Regions from separate parts of the Homo sapiens genome. Here all the other regions are linked to region 1. A link is a loop called in an ENCODE intact Hi-C map of the cell type or tissue named here. Cell type or tissue: endothelial cell of umbilical vein. All regions are shown on one strand.

Region 1 (4,000 bases):
TCAAGTGAATGTACTTGATGCCACTATATTTACCCTTACAGATGGCTAAAATGCTAAATGTTATATTAGTGTATTTTATCATAAAAAAATCAAGCGTATTGTTATTATGACTCCTACTAATAAAAAACAAGCTACAATTACATACTATGTGCCAACCAATGTGTTTTACGTATATTAACTCATTTAACCTTTACAAAAACCCTGCAAGATGGTTATCACCACCAATATTTTACAAATGGGGAATTAGGAAAAGCACACAGTTGAAAGGGGTTACATGACTGTTTAAGACCACAGAGCCAGTAAGACCCAAAGCCAGGGTTCCTTTCCACTGTAAGATGCTGCTTTCTACCCTAGAGGGAAAATGTATCTGATACAACAAAATAAAAGAAAACTGAAAACCCCTGGAGCAAGAAGGCACATGGTCAACAACAGAGGTAAAAGGAAGAATGTACTGTTAAATGTTAGAGGCATGCTCCCTGATTCCACTTATTCTTGTTAAGACTGTTCTTCTGGCCGGGTGCGGTAGCTCATGCCTGTAATCCCAGCACTTTGGGAGGCCGAGGTGGGCGGATCACGAGGTCAGGAGATCGAAACCATCCTGGCTAACACAGTGAAACCCCGTCTCTACTAAAAATACAAAAAAAAAAAATTAGCCGGGCGTGGTGGCGGGCGCCTGTAGTCCCAGCTACTCGGGAGGCTGAGGCAAGAGAATGGCATGAACCCGGGAGGCGGAGCTTGCAGTGAGCTGAGATCCCGCCACTGCACTCTAGCCTGGCGGACAGAGCGAGACCCCATCTCAAAAAAAAAAAAAAAAAAAAAAAAGACTGTTCTTCTGATGATAATATCTAAGAACTTTAAATGCAGCAAATACCTGGCCACGCAAATCCCTAGCAAACTAGGAAAAGCTGTTCGTAGTATTCACAAAACCCAAAAATGAAACTTCTCATAACCTACCTACCATGCAATTCCCTATTTTGTAAGAATTTTTCTGGACTTCTTCAAGGTCAAGAAGAAACCTAATAATTTATTTAAGAAAAAGCAACTCTAGAAAAAATGAATAAGTTCTGGAGATGTATTGTACAGCAAACAATGTATCGTACTTGAAAATTCTGGAAGTAGTAAATCTTAAATATTCTCATCACACAAAACTATGTGAAGTGACAGATGTTAACTAGCTTGATTTAATCATTCCACAATGTTTACATATATCAAAACATCACATTGTACACCATAAAGATATACAATTTTTATATATCAATTATACCTTTATAAAGTTGGGAAAAATAAAAACAGACAGGAAGAAGGAGGAGGAGGAGGAGGAGAAAGGATGAGGAGGAGGACGAGGAAGGAGAAAAGAGAAGAAAAGAAAATCTTATAGTTAAACACACACAACTATAGTAAGAGTCTGTTACAAAATTAAACCCCAGGCCCTCAAACACTAAGCAAAGCTTCACTACAAACAAAAGGGATCACAATGACTGCCTCCCCACTGATCTCTCTTCCAGGTCTCTGCTCTCACTCCAGATGGATCAGGAACAGGCCAGACTGGACGGGTAGCTCTTGGCTAGGAAAACAAGTGGCTGTGCAGGTCCACAGGCGGCGCTGCTTGTTAGCAACCAGCTCCCACCACACCCCATACCCCCAGCCCCAGGGTGGAAGCAGCCAAGTCGGCTAGTGAGGACAGAGGACAGGAAATCTGGACAGCCAGATTCCTGTCCCAGTCTGTGTCACTCAGTCAGGGATCAAGGGGCATCCAGCCAGGTTCCATTCCAAGGGTGGTGTCACTTCCCCCAGGGACTAATAGTTGCTCTCCAGCGGATTTAGGCACAAAAAGGGCTGAGTAGCGGATGTGGCAAGAGCAGAATCCACAGCATGCAGAGCTCCATGAGGGACCGAGCTTTTCTAACCTATGGGGGAGAAGGGGCTCTACCAGTGCAGGTCAAGTAGACACAGCCCAGGAAAGGGATTCGAAACAATCTTCTTAGAGCCTGTGTCTCTCCCATGGGAACAAAACAGCTTGGGTTCATGTATGTGCTTTGAATTCCTCAAATGAAAGCCATTCTGCTGAAAACAAAAGCCTCCTTCCTTCCCACCCCCCACACATCAAATGTTTTATAGTCATCAAGTGTCTCCTGGTACTCAGAAAATATGCTATCAAACAGGAAATGAAAAAAAATATCCATTTCTTCCAGAAGGAAGGGGGAGGAATCACATCACATCCCTGTAGAGACAGGAAATCAGCTGATCAGGATCCAAGCCATGCTCTAGGAAATGACTACTCCGTTTTCAATACAGGGGGCTGTGCAGTTCCTCTTAGGCTTCAGTCACTCCCTAGGTAAGAATTTCCAAGCAGGGCCATCCTGTTATGGAGTGTTGGATATTTACCAGTTAAATGTAGGAAATAAAGGCACTCCAATGCCTAATGCCAACCGAAAGCACAGCTCCTCAAACTTCCTACTTTTTACTGATGGATACAGGGAAAAGAGCCAAAAAAGTAATGCTTGCACAACACCCAGAGAAACCACAGGGACCTTTTCCAACAGCTACAGGTGACCCCAATATTTAAAGTCTGCATCCACCCAACCTGAGGTTGTGACTGGGTGTAGGTACAAACCAGAGGCTGAGAATTTTCTTGTTTGCCAACAGCAATTATCATAATAATAGCTTTACATTTCCACAGTGCAGGGCTAGGAGGGACTCAATGCTTCCTTTCTCTACCCCCAATCTAATTCTGAGCTCCTTCCTTTACTGAGGGATATCCCTCCATTTGAGGGAAATGGGCAGGTGTCTTTAGTCTCTGCTACAAAGAAGGTCACAGTGCCTTGTCCAAGGTAGTCAGATGGAACACTTCTAAAGGTTCTCCACGTAAAGGAACCGCAAAATAACTGTTACTCTAAAAATTGTTAGGCAAGTTGGGTGCAGTGGCTCATGCCTGTAATTCCACATACTCAGGAGGCTGAGGCAGGAGGATCACTTGAAGGCAGCAGTTCAAGACAAGCCTAGGCAACACTGCAAGACCCCATCTCTAAAAAATAAACAAATAAATAAACAAACAAAAATTTTAAATCCTTAGGAAACAAAAATTCTCTATATCATATCCACAAAAATTCCTTTCTTTATCCATCTCCACTTTCTAATAATGTCTCCCAATTAAATATGCTAAGCATACATCTGTCTGCAGTAAATGTATTTAAAGCTTCCCTCCACTATTCAATGCAACATACATTTATAGACACTTTGAGCTGGACACTGTCCTAAACATCAGAGATACAAAGATAAGTGAGATGTTCTCGCAGCTCTCAAGGTGCTCACAGTCTTATGGAGGGAAAAAAAGGCAAATAACTTGTTATTCAGAGGGATCTGACATCAAAAAGGAAAAACAGGTGCTGGACAAGGTGTCTCACACCTATAATCCAACACTTTGGGAGGCTTAGGTGGGAGGATAGCTTGAGGCCAGGAGTTCAAGACCAGCCTTGGCAACATAGTGAGACCCTGTCTCTACAAAAAAAAAAAAAATAATAAAACTGAGCTGGGCATGATGGCATGTGCCTGTATTCCTAGCTTACTCAGGAGATGGAGGCAGGAGGATCGCTTTAGCCCAGGAGTTCAAGGTTACAGTGAGTTATGATCATGTCACTGCACCCCAGCCTGGGTGAAAGAACAAGACTCTGTCTCTTAAAAAAAAAAAAAAAAAAAAAAAAAAAAGGCCGGGCGCAGTGGCTCACACCTGTAATCCCAGCACTTTGGGAGGCTGAGGTGGGTGGTTCACCTGAGGTCAGGAGTTAGAGACCAGCCTGGCTAACATGGTGAAACCCCGTTTCTACTGGAAATGCAAAAAATTAGCCAGGCATGGTGGCACACGTCTGTAATGCCTGTAATCCCAGCTCCTCGGGAGGCTGAGGCAGGAGAATTGCTTGAACCCGGGAGGCGGAGGTTGCAGTGAGCCGAGATCACACCATTGCACTCCAGCCTTGGGCAACAAGAGCAAACTCCATCTCGA
Region 2 (4,000 bases), 260 kb before region 1:
GGAAAAGACCAACTGGTTTGGGTGCTTTATATGCACCACTGGGTGAAGTGAACCACTATGAGAAACTCGCAGACCCTAAAGAGGTCTGTCAGTCAATTTTTCCCATTGTTCGTTCGTTCGTTCTTTCTTTCTCTTTCTTTCTTTTCTTTCCTTCCTTCCTTTCTTTTCTTTCTCTCTTTCTTTCTCTCTCTCTCTCTCTCTCCCTCCCTCCCTCTCTCTCTGTCTTTCTTTCTTTTTTTTTTGAGACAGGGTCTCACTCTGTTACACGCTGGACTGCGGTGGCATGGACGCAGCTCACTGCAGCGTCAACGTCCTAGGATCAAGTGATCCTCCTGCGTCAGCCTCCTGTGTAAGCTGGGACCACAGCATGTGCCGTCATGCCTAGCTAATTTATTTATTTTTTATAGAAGGGCCGCCTCATTTTGTTGCCCAGGCTGGTCTCGAACTCCTGGGCTCAAGTGATCTGCCCACATCAGCCTCCCAGAATGCTATGATTATAGGTGTGAGCCACTGTGCCTGGCCCCATTGTTCATTTTATCACTGAGAGGTAGAATGCCAAGTCTGAAGCATGACCCAAATACACAACAATATAAATACATATGAAAAACAAGTGAATGAAGGTGCATCCAGGTTTCTTGATAATGCTCACCAGTATGATGCCCAAACCATCAAATACTTTCTGAGTGAGAAGTCACATGGTTCTTGCGGGGAGCAGGGGGCAAAGGAGGGGTTGGTTTAAGATTCAGAATGATCTCAGTTCAAGTAAAACCTACGTAGGGAATTTCAAAATGAGGAAAATCTCTTGTTATCATCAGAGACTTAACATATATATATATATATATATATATATATTTTTTTTTTTTTTTTACCCTTCCCAGGAAGGTCACTCTAGGGGAATTCTTTGGCTCAAGTTTCAGTGATAAAAACGTCCTTCCTTTCTTGTTAGCCTCCTGTTAGACACATACAATTCCTTTTCCTCAATAACCAGACTCCCTTGTTCAGGAAAACGGAATTTCCTGAAGAGATTTGCCAAAGTCTTTTCTTTCCAGCTTTCTGAAAACAAGCTCAATCCTCTCATTAGTGATTTCTAGAATGGCTTCTTCCTTTCTACTTCCAACAGAGAGCTGAACCTGGTAAAGATCCTAACTCAGGAAGCCTGAGATCTCTGCCTGGTTTGAGTGGAAAGGAACTCTCTTCCACTCCCATGTGATAGAATCTGGTCTGCCAGTGAGGACCTACTAATCATTCAGAAGCAACTGAGGGAAAGCCTTTCCTAGGAATAATGTATTTTAGTATTCCACATTCATTTAAGGAAGAAATAATTTTCCCCACAGACTGCAGATCCATGGATCTATCAGCAAGACTGTACAGTCCCAAGTAAGACTGGGGGGTTCTTCACAGGCCTAACTCATCTGTCTATTCTAGCTCCCATGGAGTTAGCTGGGTTAAAGCAGAGTTTCCGTCTCCCAGATTCATATCCTCTTCTCTTGTGCAGATTCTGTGCTAAAAGTATGATTCCATTAAAAAAAGAGCTGAAAACTTACAGCTAATGCTGTTTTTAAAAATATTTATCTTCATCTTTGTTTTTACCTTATTAAAAATAATTTGAATCTGAAAACAGAGTCATACTTTATAAATCTGGTCTGCTGCTGGAGTAAGGAAAGATTAATCTATGGCTGGACTATAATACATTAACCCAGGAACTCCACACTCAAATCATGAAAATGACTCAGTCCTCAGAATGGGTCCAAAAAGACCTTCCCTTTATGCGGCCTCCTGGGGACTATGGAACTGACACACAGAATTTTTCTCCTCTCATTGTTTTCACTTCCGATGAGCTCAGCATGAGTTCAGCCAAGAATATGCTCCTCCCCTCCTGACCAAAGATTTTTGCTGGGAGAAGGCAAAAACTCTTTCCAAAGCTTTTGACTTCCCTACAAGGTGGACAGGTGGAACAGGGCTTTTGATTTGCATCCCCAACTTGAGGGTGGATACTGATCATTTTATGGTAACTACCTACTGACTTGACAATGGACTACACACAGGACACTCCACCACCCTTCTCCCTTCTCCCACTCTTCTTCCAGGCTTGCCTTGTCAACACCAGTCCACTGTTGATGAACACACTCTGCAAGAGCCCAGCCGATCAGTGTCCAGTCCCAGCCTTCACATCCAGAGTATCTGAGGTGGAAGGCTTATTTTTAGAAATCAGTGAAACGAATTTGGCTATGACAAGCAACTAAGTGCTATTGAACTCTGAGCACTATTAGGCAACATACTAGGATAGAAATAAGATAAAGTAATGCCCAGTAATTTTTTGAAATCTTCCAGCAACATCAAAAGTCAGAATGTCTCTAGAAACCAAGGATTAAATGAAAAGGAAAAGATGACTTGTCCTCAAATCCAAACACTATTTATGCCTGCATGTGGACTCTTTTGTACATTTTAGCTCATATCTAATGCAATTTTAACAGGCCTGTTTATCTCATTTTCTAGCTCAGTGAAGATTAGAAGGGAGGAATAGACTACACAGACCAAATGACAGCAGTGAAAAGTGATAGCAGTAGGAAATAATAACCAATATCATGGTGGTGGGCAGAAATCCCAAAATTACCTCCTCCTCTCCACACACACATGCACAGCCAATCCAACCAGTATAATACTATAGAGGCCCTAAACAATAACTTCAATATAGAAATCAAAGTGCACAGTAATTTGGGAATACTTAATACAAAGCAGCTCCAAATGTGTCTCACATCCTTGAGAATATCACCATAGTATAGACAGTACAACCATTTAAATAATGTTAACCTGCACTCATTAAAAAAAACTTATGCATAATACATATTTAGAAAATTAGGCAAATTGAGTTTAAAATAATTCCTATATAAACCAGAACCTGGTTAGATGAAACTATTTTGTGTGTTTTTTTTTTTTTGAGAAGGAGTCTCACTCTGTCACCCAGGCTGGAGTGCAGTGGCGCCATCTTGGCTCACTGCAAGCTCCACCTCCTGGGTTCATGCCATTCTCCTGTCTCAGCCTCCCGAGTAGCTGGGACTACAGGCGCCTGCCACCATACCCAGCTAATTTTTTGTATTTTTTTTTAGTAGAGACAGGGTTTCACCGTGTTAGCCAGGATGGTCTCGATCTCCTGACCTCGTGATCCACCCGCCTCGGCCTCCCAAAGTGCTGGGATTACAGGCGTGAGCCACCGCACCCGGCTGATAAAACAAAACTATTTTGGAGCCTAAAGGGATAAGTTTCAGTTTTCTAAAAATTTCATTGAGTTGGTTAGATGGTTAATTCTAAATAGCCTGGATGCAAGTAAATTGGATAACTGAAGCATACCTGTAGAAGAAAGTCTCTGCTTTTGAGACACTTATAACAAAAGAGGAAAGAAAAATGTGCAAGCTGAAACAGGGAAGGCCACACTACCACTAGAAAGGAAGTTTCTAAGAGGAATGCACTGCTTCACGGGTTTACGTTTTCTCTACCTACCCTTTCCTTATCTGGGTGCCTCAAGAAACCCAAATACGATGACTCCTCTTGCTCAAAATTGTACTATCTCCAAACATGGTAAGAAGGCCTTCAGCCAATGTCCCACTTTAGTGCTGAATTTCTCCCAAGCTCCTAGAGGGGCCCTTCTGAAACAGCCACATTTTTGCACTTGGATCCTGTCTACAAAACTGTGACGTCTCTAGGACTACGTGGCTCTGAGCTGGTGTCAACATTACCTCTGCATCCATGTTTTTAAGATAAATAACGCTGGCAAGCAGGGTCTCTGAGATCACAATTTTACTTTAATGGCAGGAGTGTTAACTGTGTAAGCAGGAATAATTAACTCTAGTGATGGAAACAAAGTGCTGAAAGTATCCTTTCCAAATCTATTCCATGTACAGTGGCAGAGTGAGAGACTTTTACGTATTTACCACAAGGAAAACTCTAGGGGCAACAGGTTAATATAGTGAGAACCAAGATCCAACAGATGTGCTCCTAACCC
Region 3 (4,000 bases), 190 kb before region 1:
GTCCCAGGCTCAAGTGAGCCTCCTACCTCAGCCTCTTGAGGAGCTGGGACTACAGGTGCACACCACTACATCCAGCTAATTTAAAATTTTTTTTTTTACAGATGGGATCTTGATATGTTGCCCAGGCTGGTCTCAAACTTCTGGGATCAAGTAACCCTCTTGCCTTGGCCTCCTAAAGTGCAGGGATTACAGGTATAAGCCACCACACCTGGCCTCAAGTCATTTTTCCTTAAAGATATTCTAAGAGAAATAGGGGAGAGCTAAATCATTCACGGCCTTATAAACCATGTAAGAATTTAGAATTTTATTACGACTATGATATGAAGCCATTGGACAGTTTTGAGCAGGAGAGTGACATGATCTTATTTGCTGTATTTCATCTATTCTAAGGTACACATTTTCTCCACATTTTAGTCTTTCAAATTGGAACATATTTTAGAATCAATGGCATGTCACATAACTGGCAGAGTTTCTTCTTTTTTCCTCTTTTTGGCATGCAGAAAATTATGGTGTAGCTTGTAATCAATGGAGTCTAAGATTCAGTGACATGCAATATGTTCTAAAAAGGGGATTTTGGCTACTCTGTGGGAAAATAGCCTGTGGGGGCCAGAGCAGAAGCAAGAGACCAGCTCAGAGGGTACTGTAGTAGTCTAAAGAAGATTCTTCACTGGAATGTGAACTAGGGAAATAGAGGGGAGATAACGGCAGGCAGTCAGATGTGGGACATGTTTGAAGACAAGAGCCAACGGAGAATATAAAGCTTAAGGCAAAGAGAACAGTTTAGGATGACTCCTGGGTTTTTTGCCTCAGCAATTAGAAAAAAATGGCCATACTATTTCCTGAGATAGGAAAGACAAGTAAGAAGCATATTTAAGAAGAAAACTCAAACATTCTGTTTTTGCCATGTTAAGTTTAAAGGGCCTACGGTCACGCAAATGGAGACTCCTCAAATCACAGCCAACGTCTGCTACTTCTCCAAGCAACCCCAAACATGGGGTTGCAGGAAATACACATCTGCTTAACTGAAGGATCAGGCCAGCTTGTAGCATAAGAACTCTGCTTAATTTGTCTAGAAACAGAACCTACAGTGAAGATGTAGGTTTTCCTGAGCTGGTGATGATTCATGTTCTTTTTGGGATGTGGTAAAGTTACCTTTACAATAGTAGAGTACTGCTGGGAAAATTTTTGACATTGATCCAGTTTTGTCTGATTTCTCTCAATTTCTGCAAATAGGGCCTAGGAAGCAAAATATCACAACATTATCATTGCCATTACCACCATTGAAAGAGCTGAACATTTACTATGTTCTAAGGCAGTAGTTTCCAAACCTTAGCTGCATCAGAATTGCTGGAAAGGGTGGTTAAAACACATACTGCTGGGCCTCACCTCCAGAGTTTCTGGTTCAGTGGGTTTGGGTTCACAAATTTGCACTTTTTTGTCTTTTTAATCTTTTGTAGAAACAAGTTCTCGCTTTCTTAACCAGGCTGGTCTCAAATTCCTATCCTCAAGTGATCCCCATGCCTCGGCCTCCCAAAGTGCTGCAATTACAGGCAGAAGCCACTGTGCCCAACCCAAGAACTTGCATTCCTAACATGTCCCCAGGTGATACGGATGCTGCTAGTCTGGGGTCCACACTTTGAGAACCACTATTCTAAGTATTTTACATGTATCACTTCAGTTAATCCTAGCAACGATAATCTCATAAGGTAGGTTAAATAAATAACAAACTATGTCCATTTTACTGATAAGGAAGTAGAACACTGAGAAGCTAAATAACTTCTTCAAAGGCTTATAGTAGGTAAGTGAGCCAGAATTGGAATCCAGGCAATACAACTCCAGATCTCATACTCTTAACCATAATGCTAAACAAAACAAAACAAAACAAAATACCAACAAAAAAAAAATGCTTAAAATAAATCATTTTCAAAAAAAAAAGAATCATTTTCTTCTACTTACAATTTTCCCTTGGTTTTCAAAACCCCATATCTAATCCTAGTAAAATAAAATGTAATATAAAAAAAAACAAAATAAAGATAATTTTAATCTGTCCATCTAGTGGTTTCAATACAGTTACAGAAACTCAGAACTGAAGGTACCTTACAGGTTCTCTAGTCTAAATGCAAAACCAGTATCTTGGGACGATCCTGCTCAAACCACTCAAAGAAAAGGGAATTTGGATATCTTCCATTTGGAGGAAGCTTTAATTGCCAGTACATCATTTTCTTTTATGATAAAGAAAATTTAAATTTCTAACTCTTCTCGCCAGAGCTACTACCACACTCACCGTCTGCTGGCTGAGCTGCTCCGAAAGCACTCTGCTATCCTCTGCCTGGCCTGGCTTCATCATTTCCTGCTGGGCAGTGGTTTCCTCAATCCACTTGATGAGAGTTCCATGGCAGGCTCGGTAATCTCCCAGAACTTCCTGGATACTTTCTAGCTCAGATTGGCTAGAAGAACAAAGGGAAACTGCTATCAGATACCTTGGTACAAATACAATAAAGTAAATGAGGTAATTCCCTCTTTAACCCATGTATCCAGCTGGGCTTGACCACAAACGATCCATCTTTATCTACGGGGAACAGCGATGCAAGGCTGAGTGAGACCTATGCATGTACCAGTGCCCTATGGTCAAAAAAGTGAGTAGAAACCAGTTGTGACCTGCTAGCCCTGGATGCTGCCTTGTGGTCTAGCATCCCACAATAATCCTTGTCAAATTTTTCACCTAGGTTGCCAAGAATTACCAGGGTGACCAATAAGGTAGTATTGGCTGTACAGTTCTATTCCCTGATGACAGAGTACCTGTCAGTACAGCACAGCTATGATTTATGAATCACTATAATTTCTCAAGGAGAGAGGGGAGAGAAGTGAAAAATAGTCATTATTTCCTGCTACTTCCAATAAGTCATATCACTTCTCTAGTCTAACCAGCTTTGTGATAAGACTTCAATTAGAATGAAAACTTATGAGTTGTTAAGCTCCTCTCCCTACAAATTTCCCTAACCAGCTTAGCCTCCAAAAGGTGCAGTTTCTGTCCTTCCTATTTACATCTGTCATTAGAAGCAGGACCTCTAGTAACAGAGATGAAAAATTACTGAATTAGCAAATGAGATGAAAGCAAGAAATTCTGTAAAGCTCCATCATAAAAAATGGCTCATATTTGGATACAAAGCTAATAAAACAAGAACTAGAGTATAGGTTTTGTCCTTGAGAAAAGATCACCAGGGACCTTTCAAGTCTACATTCCAGGAAGCCATTGTCATCAGTGGCTTAACTAGAAAAGACCTGGGACACAGGAGAGGCATTACATCTGCTTTGAGATTGCCGGTCTCACCTTTCTGTCACTTACTTGTCCAGAATTTATGTGGTTTTTAAATTTCCACCCCTCCCTATCCATTTCCACCTTTAAATATAAATGTACAGATATAACTCTGTTTTTGTTTAAGACCTAGTCCCTGAACTCTAATAGGAGAAAAAGGTGGGGCCACCACTCACCGAATCTCGAGCTGGGCAATGACTCGGTGCCAACGCTCCTGCAGCTGGGAGCCTTTTTCCTGATAGCGCTCCAAATCCAGATTTCGCTCTGGTGTCAGACGACTCATCTGCTCTGCCACTACCTTGGCCTTGGCAATTTCCTCATCCAGGACTGAAAACACTGAATTCTTGTCCTTCACATCACTAAGCCAGTGCTGTGGAAACATAAGTACAGAAACAGGTTGTATACTTTCCATGCTAAAAAGGAGTCAGTCTAAGGTGGGAAACAAGGACACGGTCTACAGCTATTTCCACATTGTATATGTGATTGTGCCCTGGAATGTTTGTGCCAGGACTGCCTCCACATGTCATGGTCTCTGCTTTCCTGATACACACTGGGATGCCAAGGACAGGCAGTACTCTATAGAGAAATGTGCATAGAACTTGTGTTTGAAACCTGGCTTCACCACTTATAACATATGAAACCAAAATAAGTCATTTAGCCAGAGTAAGTGTTGGTTTTCTCATC

The links. Peaks named below come from ENCODE experiments on the same cell type or tissue, not always from the same donor. Only the 100,000 strongest peaks of a DNase experiment are listed, where the experiment ranks them.
Region 2: it touches region 1 in a loop (11-fold over the local background); 1 of 110 quality-filtered maps calls a loop at or near these places.
Region 3: a loop joins it to region 1, with 7 times the contacts of the local background. A loop is called at or near these places in 1 of 110 quality-filtered maps.

The regions. Positions count from the first base shown.
Region 1 is chr1:39,130,857-39,134,856 of GRCh38, reverse strand. It overlaps a transcript of MACF1 not described here. Among named protein-coding and RNA genes, the nearest start is that of MACF1, 72 kb to the left of the region's middle. RefSeq lists enhancers at 193-960, 1,446-1,740. In endothelial cell of umbilical vein, a CTCF peak has its summit at 1,576; DNase peaks (open chromatin) are centred at 1,726 and 2,206; H3K27ac peaks cover 3,887 bases.
Region 2 is chr1:39,390,049-39,394,048 of GRCh38, reverse strand. The region is part of intron 58 of MACF1 (microtubule actin crosslinking factor 1); the gene reads right to left. Among named protein-coding and RNA genes, the nearest start is that of BMP8A, 100 kb to the left of the region's middle. In endothelial cell of umbilical vein, no CTCF peak of the experiment used is centred here; DNase peaks (open chromatin) are centred at 673, 1,018 and 1,808; H3K27ac peaks cover 2,750 bases.
Region 3 is chr1:39,316,900-39,320,899 of GRCh38, reverse strand. MACF1 (microtubule actin crosslinking factor 1) reads right to left here. Exons shown (of 101, transcript NM_001394062.1): 29 at 3,493-3,686; 30 at 2,285-2,447; 31 at 1,153-1,236. Among named protein-coding and RNA genes, the nearest start is that of MACF1, 110 kb to the right of the region's middle. In endothelial cell of umbilical vein, no CTCF peak of the experiment used is centred here; a DNase peak (open chromatin) is centred at 2,399; H3K27ac peaks cover 2,513 bases.